2 separate regions of the Homo sapiens genome follow, and region 2 is linked to region 1. The links are chromatin loops, found by intact Hi-C in ENCODE. Cell type or tissue: ovary. All regions are shown on one strand. Region 1 holds the start of LOC107985256 (a long non-coding RNA gene). Region 2 overlaps LAMB3 (laminin subunit beta 3).

Region 1 (5,000 bases):
GTACAGCCTTGGGGTGGACGCTGCCTCTGAGTGCAGCCCTTTCCATGCTCCCAGTGGCAGGCTGTGTGATGCTTGCTTATGAGAAGCTGGTGAGAGATGCTTGGGCCATGAGCCCAGGAGGCAGATGCCCCTTCCATGGAGCTTCTCTGTCCTTCCTCCTTTTCCAGCTTCATTTAGTAAAGGGAGCACCACTAGCCCGAGATGGAACTCTCAGGCAGATAAGCTTTGTCTGCAGTGGCCTCCTCACTGTGGTCATATACCCTAAAACTGCCAGGTCACCTCATGACCCCACACTGGCCGGATTCTCTCTCTGCACTCTCATGTCTGCCCCACTCTCCATGTGGCCTACCTACCCAAAGTTTTCTATTTGAGTTGCAGCCATTTAGGGACCTGCCCTGAGGTGCTTATTAAACGTATCAGCTGGGCTAATAGCTTAAAACTGTTACGCTCCTAATTAGGTGATCCAGAGTCTTAGGAGCATCACGTTATAATTCAAAGGCTTTCCATCCAATCCAATCCAATCCAATCCAATCCAATCCAATCCAATCCAATCCAATCCAATCCAATCCATTCCGCTCCACTCTAATCCAATCCACTCCAATCCATTACAATGTGTGTACAGTGTAGGAACAATCATAGTGTTCCTAAACTGGGCATGGACAAACCAGAGGATATGGGGACAGGGAAGGAGAGCATCTTTGAGTAGCACCTCTGCAATCTTAAGCTCACAGATAATGGTTCTCAATTCTACCCATGGGAAGAGCCACCCTCCTTTTGCTGGTGCTGTCACTAGGGGCTTCTGAGCAAGGAGGCATGAATCACTCTGGGGCATAGTGAGCAGGCTCAGAGCCTTCTGGATCATGCCTGGCTCTTTTACTGACCTTAGAGGAATCAGTCTACCCTAAGACTGCTTTATAGTCTCTGCTTCCGGGATTTTCCATTCTTTGGGAGCATGACTCAGAAAAGCCTATGGGCCTTGGGAGGGAGGTTATCAGTTGGATCATCTCTAATAAGAATGTGCTCTCTGCCTCCAGGCTGGGGCACACCGAATCATGGAAATCTATCAGCGCTTGGTTACAAAAGGGTAAAAGGCAAAAGTTGGGAAGTTTTCTTGCTGGGTCACACAATTTTCTAGACTCTGGTCCATATTGGACTTTATATCATCCACTGGGTTAAAAGAATACCAGAAAGAACCCAGACTTGTTCCAGTCTTGGTTTGATATCCCGTAGCTGTGCAGCCCCAGGCAGATCACCATACATCCCTGAGTTTCCATCCTCCTCTCTGGTGAACAGAGGAGATTGGACTAGATTAAAGTTCCCTGAAGTTTGCTTTTCAGTATCTTAGTCCTGGGTGACTCTCTGTGAGTAGGGTGGATTTGCTACCTCCTCTGGCCCCCTTCTTGGAGATTCACAATCCACATTAGCTTATTAAAGGCTCTGAGGACCATTAAAGACACATGCTGTTTAATCTGGCATTTCCCAAATTTCGTAGATAGTGAAATTCTTTCCTTCTGTAACACTAATATTAGTGTGCCGGGGATCTAGGGTTTCTCAGAGCATCCTTTGGAAAATGTAGACTAGGCCATCTCTAATGCTTTGTAATTCTTCATATTTTGCAGGGATAGATGAAATTTCGAGCAGCCCTCTGCCATCAGTCACAGTTTCACCCTCCTTGTGGTGTCATAGGTGAATGGCTGGGCCTGTGTCAGAACTCACTTCCAGTTCACGGGTTGCAACCCAAGTGGCTCATCTGCTTGCCAAAGCTGAGGCTCTGGAACCTAAAGGCTTCAGGAAGCTTCTGGCTGGAGAGAAACTCCAAGGACCACCCACTCCATTTCCCAGCCCTTCTGCCACTGCCATTCTGCATTTCAAAGATCAACTCTGCATGCCAATTTCTGTTCACAAAATGACCCAGAGAGAAGGTTTTTCAATTGTTGCCTGCAGTTTATTTAAGGCGCAAACCTACATTTAAGTTTAACAAAATCTCTCCTGCTGCAGTGACAAGCCATAATTTATGTGTTGCTTATGGTTTACTGTGTGCTTCTTACAGAGGATGTGAAGATCATTCTCTAGGGCTTCATGCGGTAGCTGAGAGGTCAACACACAGGGGCCATTGTAGAGAGCAGGGTATGCTGCTTATTCTTAGTGTGCTGCTAAGTATATTGGGCCTTGGTTTCCTCATCTGCTGAATGTGAATAATGATCCCTGCTCTATTTCTCAGCATTCCTTTGGAGGGCTAATGCTTCAATGGGCACAAAAGCAGTTTGCAACCTCTAAAGTGCCATGCAGTGGGTCCACATTATAGGCACATGAATTAAACACTAAGCACTGGAGAAAGAGAAAGGGAAACCAATAAGGACTTAAACAGGGTGAGCACAGGACAGGAGACAGGAATCTGCTATTTCTTCAGCTGGTTCCAGCTCCCACGTGCCTTTCACAGTGTGAGCATCTCATCTCACTGTGTTTCTAAAGTGTTTAAAGATATATGATTTTTCGTACATCATAGCCTGAATGCAAGCCAACTACTTCATCTGGTACTCAACCAAGAAAACAGGGAACTGTTGCAACAAGAGAGGAAATAATACTTCTGTTGGTTTTTTTCACAGGTGATATGCAGGTCTCCACTGGGGCACTTTTCTAAGGAGTTTTCAAGGTTAACGCTGACTGTGTGTCACACACCGCCTTCAAGCCCAATCCCATGCAAGAGGTGCCTCTTTTGTACAGGTTGGACGCTCATTACTATTAACCTTCCCAGCTAGGCACTCTACTCTGGCTTCCAGAAGGGGAGAGGAAGGATCTTTCCCCTACCAGGGATAGAGTACAAAAGGAAGGACAGGCTGAACTCAGGACGAAGGGCTGTGTCAGGAAGCTCTGAGTTACCAGCCTTTCCTCCAAGGACATGGGTTTGACAATCCTGGATAGTCCGTGCAGTCCCCTGCCTGCTTCAGTTTGCTTTCTTGCTGGCAGCCGCTCCCACTCAGCCCCAACCCCCTCGCCATTGACCGTGGCGGCGCGCCTGCAGTTGTAGCGCCAGGCACGCAGCCTGTTTGCAGACTCAGCCGCTCCCCTCATTCATGCTGCAGCTCATTCACTCGCTGGCGCTGGCAGGCTGCGGCTGGGCGCCGCCACTCGCGCGCACTCGTGTGGCAATTTATTTCTGGCCCTGTGTGCGTGTGTATGGGGGAGAGGGAGCGAGGGAGGCGCTCTCCTCTTAGAGGGGGATGCTTTTTCACTTCCAGGTAGAATCGCTCCCAGGCTTTATAGTATTCGCTGCCCTGGACCACGCACCTGGGTGGGGCACCGCGCTAGGCACTTTGCATGCATTATCTTGTTTAATGCCCCACGGCCACCTTTCCAGGTAACCTCATTTTACAGCTGAGGTACTGATAAGTAGAAATGTTCAGAAAAATCCCCCACATCAAACAGATAGTGAATGATACAACTGAATTGGATTCCAACGCTAGTCTTCTCGTCACTGTACCACATAACCTGTTGCCTCTTTCCTGGTGGCAGTTGCTGGGATGTCACTCATCTCCACCTTCATCCTTATGATGCTGTAATGCAATCCTAACGTCTGACTGATTACCCTGGGAACACATGGCTCGGACAATCTTGAAAGGGCTGAATCCCTAAAGCACTCAGATTTCTCAGCATGGAGGCTGGGGACAGCATGTCTATTGCCCCAAGCCTCTCATGGTTCCAGCTCAAACCATTTCTCACTCTAACCTCAAGCTTCTTTCCCAAAGAGTACTTTCTGAAGAGTGCTCTTAATAAGCATCCACACACACACACACACCAGAGCAATCTGCAGCATCGTGGAAAGTTCACTGAATTTATCAATAGATCTGGGTTCAGTTGCCACCACCATCACCAGCTTTGCAACCCCAGGCAAACCCTTTAACTTCTAAGCTTCAATGGTCTCATCTATACTAAAGGGGAAATAATACATGCCACACCATCTGATGGGATCGTCCTAAAGATGATTAATTATAAACACATTATAAACTGTAAAGTGTGGTCCCCATATCAGGTATTACTAAGCACTCTGTGTTACGGCCTGTTTCAGAGGTGGGTCTCATCTTTGGTTCTGGTTAAGCTTGGGTCAGCAGGAATGACAGGGACCTTGTTCTGTCTTCAGCTTATGATCTGGAAAAGATCATCTTCTTACCTAAGGCGGAATCTGCTTGACTCTCTTGACCCTTCTCAGAGGCTTTCCTCATGATCAATTTATCTGACTCCAGAGCAAGAGGCTGGCCAGACAAGCACTGCAGCCAGACCAGCGTGAGCCCTGGCAGCCATCTCCGGGAGCCTCAGGGTTAATGTTTGTGCGTCAAAGTTACGTGGAGAGAAGGGGCCATGGTGTGGATGGGGGTGGTGGTGGTGGTGAATCCAGACCTCCTTTTAAGATCTTCACTTGAGAGGTAAACTAGGGAAGTTTAAAAACAGAAGGGAGGTAGACGCGCCCCTGGGGAAGGTGAAGGAAGCTGTCTTGTGACTGACAGCGATAGCTCGGCTGCGTTCTGCATCTTAACGCGGCTGAGGATAGGGAGCCTGAAGCCTGTCCACAGACTCCTCCAGGAGGGACTGAGGCTGACTCGTCTTCCTTAGGCTTGCAGAGCCACAGGCTGTTTACAAATCTTTTTGCCATTGGTTCTGCTAATCCTCCCAATAACCCAAAGAGGTCGGCAGAGAGGGCATACTTTATTTGATGGATGGGGTCAGAGAGGTTAAGAGATGAAGGTTGAGCAGGAGGGAGGGGTGCAAGAGAGTTGGAGGTCCTAACACCCCAGCAGATGGACGGGGTCCCTCTAGGCACAGAGCCTTGTCCCTAGAATGCAGGCATTGCAGGAGGGGCACATGAAGATATTTTTCTCCCTTTTCCCTGCCCAGAAGGGCAAAATGCTTCCATGAAAGCCAGCCCAGGAGTGACGGACAGATAGCTCCACCCGGACCCCCCATTCAGACTTATTTTCCAAGACAGCTATAACTCACCCTTGATG
Region 2 (5,000 bases), 46 kb before region 1:
AGATCCTGGGAGAAACTTCTGTGGCCTGTGGTATGCCAGGAGGTTTGGACCCGGATGCTCCGAGCCCACTTGCTCCCACTGGGCCCCCTTTCTCCCGAGTTCACTGGAGGAGCCTGTCTCTCTGCTTGTGTCTCCACGGGGCACAGCCCCAGTGCCTCCCCTCTGCACACTGCCCCTGTCTCCACAGGGGCCCATGCCCGCCGGCATGCTGATTGAGCGCTCCTCAGACTTCGGTAAGACCTGGCGAGTGTACCAGTACCTGGCTGCCGACTGCACCTCCACCTTCCCTCGGGTCCGCCAGGGTCGGCCTCAGAGCTGGCAGGATGTTCGGTGCCAGTCCCTGCCTCAGAGGCCTAATGCACGCCTAAATGGGGGGAAGGTAGGTAGAGGGAATCCTGAAAAGTAGGCCTGGGGAGAAATCCCTGATGTCCCACTGTTCACACAGCCACACGGACTCCTGAGAAGGGACGGAAACACCCTCGCCAGCTCCCCTTGCTGACTTTCCTGAATTCCCACCAGTAATGACCCCTGTGGCCACCCTCAAAACATTTGCTGCTTATCCTCTTTGCTGAGGAAGGATATTTCAGCAACACCTTGGGGCCACCGCATTACTCACCCCTGCCGTCTTCCACAGCCCCCTCCCCCGTGACTCATTGGCTCATCCCTCTAGTGGGAAGATGAAATCGACCCTACTTTGATATGAGGACTTTGGGATGCTAGTTAGATGCAAGTGAGCAAATTACACAAATTTCATTTCACCTTGGTAGGGTTTAACACAAAAATAAACATTTTCAGTTTAATCTATCCATCTAACCCAGTCTTAGCCCTTGGAGGGAATTCTGGTAAACCCAGAGCCCGAATTCTCCTGAGCTTAAACCCTGAGCTAGAAATAAGAACCTGCCTGAAGAAAAACTCAGAATGTTTCTCCCTAAGTCCTCCCAACGTGGGTCAAATTCTTTCATAACTGCGTTTCCCCATCCCCTGGCAGAGGAGGCTGTAGTTTCTCTTCTCCTTTCCCTGGCTGAGACACAGGTGAGCCCTCAGAGCTGCTCTCATGTGGACCGATGCTCAGAGTGGGGCCCTCTATGCAGGCCATGCAACTCTTCCTTTGGTTTTAGCAGTTCCTCCTTGGTTATACCCTTACGCAAATCTATGTTAACTACATTCTTCACACACCAGATAAGAACTTTTTCCTAACTTGTGGAGGGCTGATGTGAAAACTCTTCCTGGGATATGTAGATGATGAGTGGATTTTTTTTTTTTGAATAAATCAAAGCATAGTTGAAACTGGGATTGTCCAGAGTGCTGTGGTCACCCACATTCACGCATCCTTGGGTTTTAGATTTCTCACTCATCCTGAGTCATCAGAAAATTAGTATCTCCTAAACCCTTATATGTAGATGATATATCTTACCATACTTTTTGACCCAGGGAACTCAGAAAATTCTTAGGATACTTATATTTTCAACTGGCAGGGGTTGGGGGTGGGGTACACACACACACACGTTTAGGGCCCAGTGATCATCTTTCTCCCCCACAGCAGATGACAAGCCTCATAGCCATGGTCTATCTCAGGTTCCAGGTAACAAGGACTTCAAGTGTGAGGCATATAATGGAAAGAAAGGTTTCTTCTGAACTCGGGGCACACTATTTGTCTCTTCTTCAGCGCTTCTCTTTCCCTTCCCTCTGTAGGTCCAACTTAACCTTATGGATTTAGTGTCTGGGATTCCAGCAACTCAAAGTCAAAAAATTCAAGGTCAGTGTGGTTACTTCTCTTGTCCATGGAACTATGGGTGGGAAAGGAAACAGAGTTGGAGCCCAGGTCATGGAAATTTCCTGGTCTTTCATGTTTTTGTCAACGTGGTTGGGGATTTGATACTTGCCCTGCTTGCCCCATAGGGATATTGTCTGTGGGATGCTATGGGATGGTTGAGGTCTGGAGAGGATGGCCCACGGTATCACATATGAAGGAGACTCTATGTGCCTCTAACTTCCTTTCTTTATTTTCCATTCTCCAACTCTTCCCTCCTTGCTGTTTGGCCCTCTCAGAGGTGGGGGAGATCACAAACTTGAGAGTCAATTTCACCAGGCTGGCCCCTGTGCCCCAAAGGGGCTACCACCCTCCCAGCGCCTACTATGCTGTGTCCCAGCTCCGTCTGCAGGGGAGCTGCTTCTGTCACGGCCATGCTGATCGCTGCGCACCCAAGCCTGGGGCCTCTGCAGGCCCCTCCACCGCTGTGCAGGTAACAGCCTAGGGTGGGAAGGGGAGAGGAAGGGGGCAGGACCAGGGCAGACTACAGACATTCTTGGGGCTCCTGTAAAGCAGGAAGGGCACTAAATCTAAGACTTGGGTATTTAATACTTCAGCAGCAACAACAAAAAATCGAAGTGGTTTTCGTTCCAAAAATCAGAATCATTTAGTACTTCTTTAGATCTGCTTCCTAATTTGAGATGATTTTCATTTCATTTACATAAGTGTGGAAATTGGGAGGGAGTTTAAGCCAATGATTCTCAACCCTCGTTATGCATTATAATTTCACTGAGAGCTAAAAATGTTGCCCAGCCCTCCACCCTAAGATATTCTAATTTTATGATTGGCTTTTAAAGCTCCCAGGTGACTCGAATGTACTGCCAGGTCTGAGAGCCACTGGTTTGGGGATTTTAAAGTCTCAGCTAGTGGTGAGATATGGGGCACGGTGAGAGACCAATGTTTAGTACAGATGCTAAGTCTACCCTAGACCAGGCGGATTGGCTTCAGCAGGGATGGGGTTTGAGACGTTCCAGTTTAACAAGCCCTCCCCTCCCAAGGGGTTTTGCTGTGAAACCAAGCTTGAGAACCACAGGTAGAGAAGAGAGAACCTTGAGCAAAGAAGCAGAGGGACCCAACATGGGAGCGTGACAGCTGTCCTAGTGACAGGGGGACAGGAGGAAATCATGTAAGATGGCCTGAGTGGGAAATAGAGGTGGCACAAGCCTCAGCTGGCATTCTTCTTTCCACTTCTGGGCCAAATTCTGCCCCAGGCTGCAGAGGTGTACAGAGGGAGGCCAGCTCAGGGAGTGTGTCATCTGTCAGGGCCCATGAGACATACTCCTAGAACCCAAGGCTGAGTGACACAGAGGGAATACAACATGCTATGACATGACGAGGTGGGAGGGAGCCACCCAGCCCTGGTGGTCCTCAAATCTGGCCATGCAGTGGAATCACCACTTTTAAAAGGTGCCACTGCCTGGGTCTCATCCCTGAGATTCAGAGTGAATTGGGTCTGGACCTTGGCATTTTAAAAAATGTTCCCCAGGTGACACTGAGGTACAGGCAGTGTTGAGATCTATGGAATTAGAGGCACCAGGGAGGCCTTATGAGAGAGGTGCCGTTCTAGCTGGAGCCTAGCTGGCAGGATTTTGTGAATGAATACAGAGAGAAGAGAATTCTAGGCAGAAGAAAAACCATTGCTAAAGGCCAAAAGGTGGAGAAAGTAGGGCTTGCAGAGGGAGCAGCTAGAAGTTCATCTTGCTATGCTGTCAGCAGGACATGGGAGCTGAGAATGCAGCTAACATGATACAGGTCCTTGAATGCCAAGCTGAAGGTGTTGGGCTTAATTTGGAAGGCAATTAGCACGCAACAGCTATTCTATTTTTATACCTTAATGAGTCTAGTGACAGTTCATCACAACAGTTCCATTAACCAAACAACTGTATTCATAGATTGTTGGAATAGAAATCTCCAGAGGGCCCCACCAGCTTCTGGATCCCACAGTTTGCCAAGGGTGTCTGAGCACCTGCCAAGCGCTGCCTCTGACTGGGTGTCATGGGGGTGTCCAAGTGCAAGCAGCGAGCTTGCAAAAACCTCACTAGGGGAGCAGTGCGGGCACACGCACGTGCACACACACACATGCTCATATGTGCAGAACAATAGCAGACAGTTTCACAGGAGCTGGGTGAAGTCTGCGGCATTCAGAGGAAGCTTCCTGGAAGGGTTGGGATCTAAGCCAGATCCTGAGTGGTGCGCAGAGGGTCAGAGGGCAGTGGGCAGGTCCATCCCTGGTGCCCTTCTTTGTTGATTACTCCTGATGGCTGACGGTCCCCCTCCCAGGTCCACGATGTCTGTGTCTGCCAGCACAACACTGCCGGCCCAAATTGTGAGCGCTGTGCACCCTTCTACAACAACCGGCCCTGGAGACCGGCGGAGGGCCAGGACGCCCATGAATGCCAAAGTAGGAGCTTTGGATCACCCCTCCCCTGTAGGGTCTGGGTCGAGTGCTGGCCCCTCTAGGCCTTGATGATCTCACCTGGGATGCAGGGGGATCCAGTCTTTCTTATGTAAATCTAAACTGAATTGCACCATTACAATTCAAGCTCTCCTGGCTCTGTGAGGATGGAGAGAGTATTTGGGTGACATCCTCCCACTGTCCCCAGCTAGAGCCTGCTTCTTCTGGCCTCTCCAGTTGCTTTACCCTGTTTAGGACATATCTGGTTTTTCTATTGTCATTTTTCCTACTTCAAATGGCTCCCTAGAATCAGGCCCTTTGTTTACATAAATGAGGAAAACAGAGATTCTCATCCTGGAGACAGGCAGTGACCCAGGAGGAGACCAGTGTTGGCAGTGGGAGGGTTGGGGATAGAGCATTCAAAGGGCTCTTTCTTTGGCCCAACATGGCCACTGTTCTTGGGTTTATTCCAACAGTAAGAATCAGGAAGGCTGAGTTCTTATTCTCCTCTGCTTTCTTATTGGTCATGTAACCTTAAATAAGTTATACAAACCTCCCTTGCCCTCAGTTTCCCCACTTCCCTGCCTTGATCATCTTGCAGAGTTGTTACAGATGCCAGTGAGCTTTTGTGGAGCATGCTCTGTAGATAGCAAAGGTGTGGGTCAGATGTCAGCCCTGGGACTCTCTTTTTCCAGGGTGCGACTGCAATGGGCACTCAGAGACATGTCACTTTGACCCCGCTGTGTTTGCCGCCAGCCAGGGGGCATATGGAGGTGTGTGTGACAATTGCCGGGA

Evidence for each region. Hi-C counts contacts between places; a loop is a spot of excess contacts. Peaks named below come from ENCODE experiments on the same cell type or tissue, not always from the same donor. Only the 100,000 strongest peaks of a DNase experiment are listed, where the experiment ranks them.
Region 2: a loop joins it to region 1, with 2.6 times the contacts of the local background. A loop is called at or near these places in 78 of 110 quality-filtered maps.

The regions. Positions count from the first base shown.
Region 1 is chr1:209,583,925-209,588,924 of GRCh38, reverse strand. The region is part of intron 1 of CAMK1G (calcium/calmodulin dependent protein kinase IG); the gene reads right to left. It overlaps LOC107985256 (a long non-coding RNA gene), which reads left to right and starts at 2,560. Exons shown (of 3, transcript XR_001738443.2): 1 at 2,560-2,724. In ovary, no CTCF peak of the experiment used is centred here; DNase peaks (open chromatin) are centred at 3,084 and 4,517; H3K4me3 peaks cover 1,252 bases.
Region 2 is chr1:209,629,826-209,634,825 of GRCh38, reverse strand. It overlaps LAMB3 (laminin subunit beta 3), which reads left to right. Exons shown (of 23, transcript NM_000228.3): 6 at 188-379; 7 at 1,693-1,756; 8 at 2,050-2,243; 9 at 4,091-4,211; 10 at 4,901-5,000. Among named protein-coding and RNA genes, the nearest start is that of MIR4260, 8.8 kb to the right of the region's middle. RefSeq lists enhancers at 4,475-4,976, 4,977-5,000. In ovary, no CTCF peak of the experiment used is centred here; no DNase peak of the experiment used is centred here.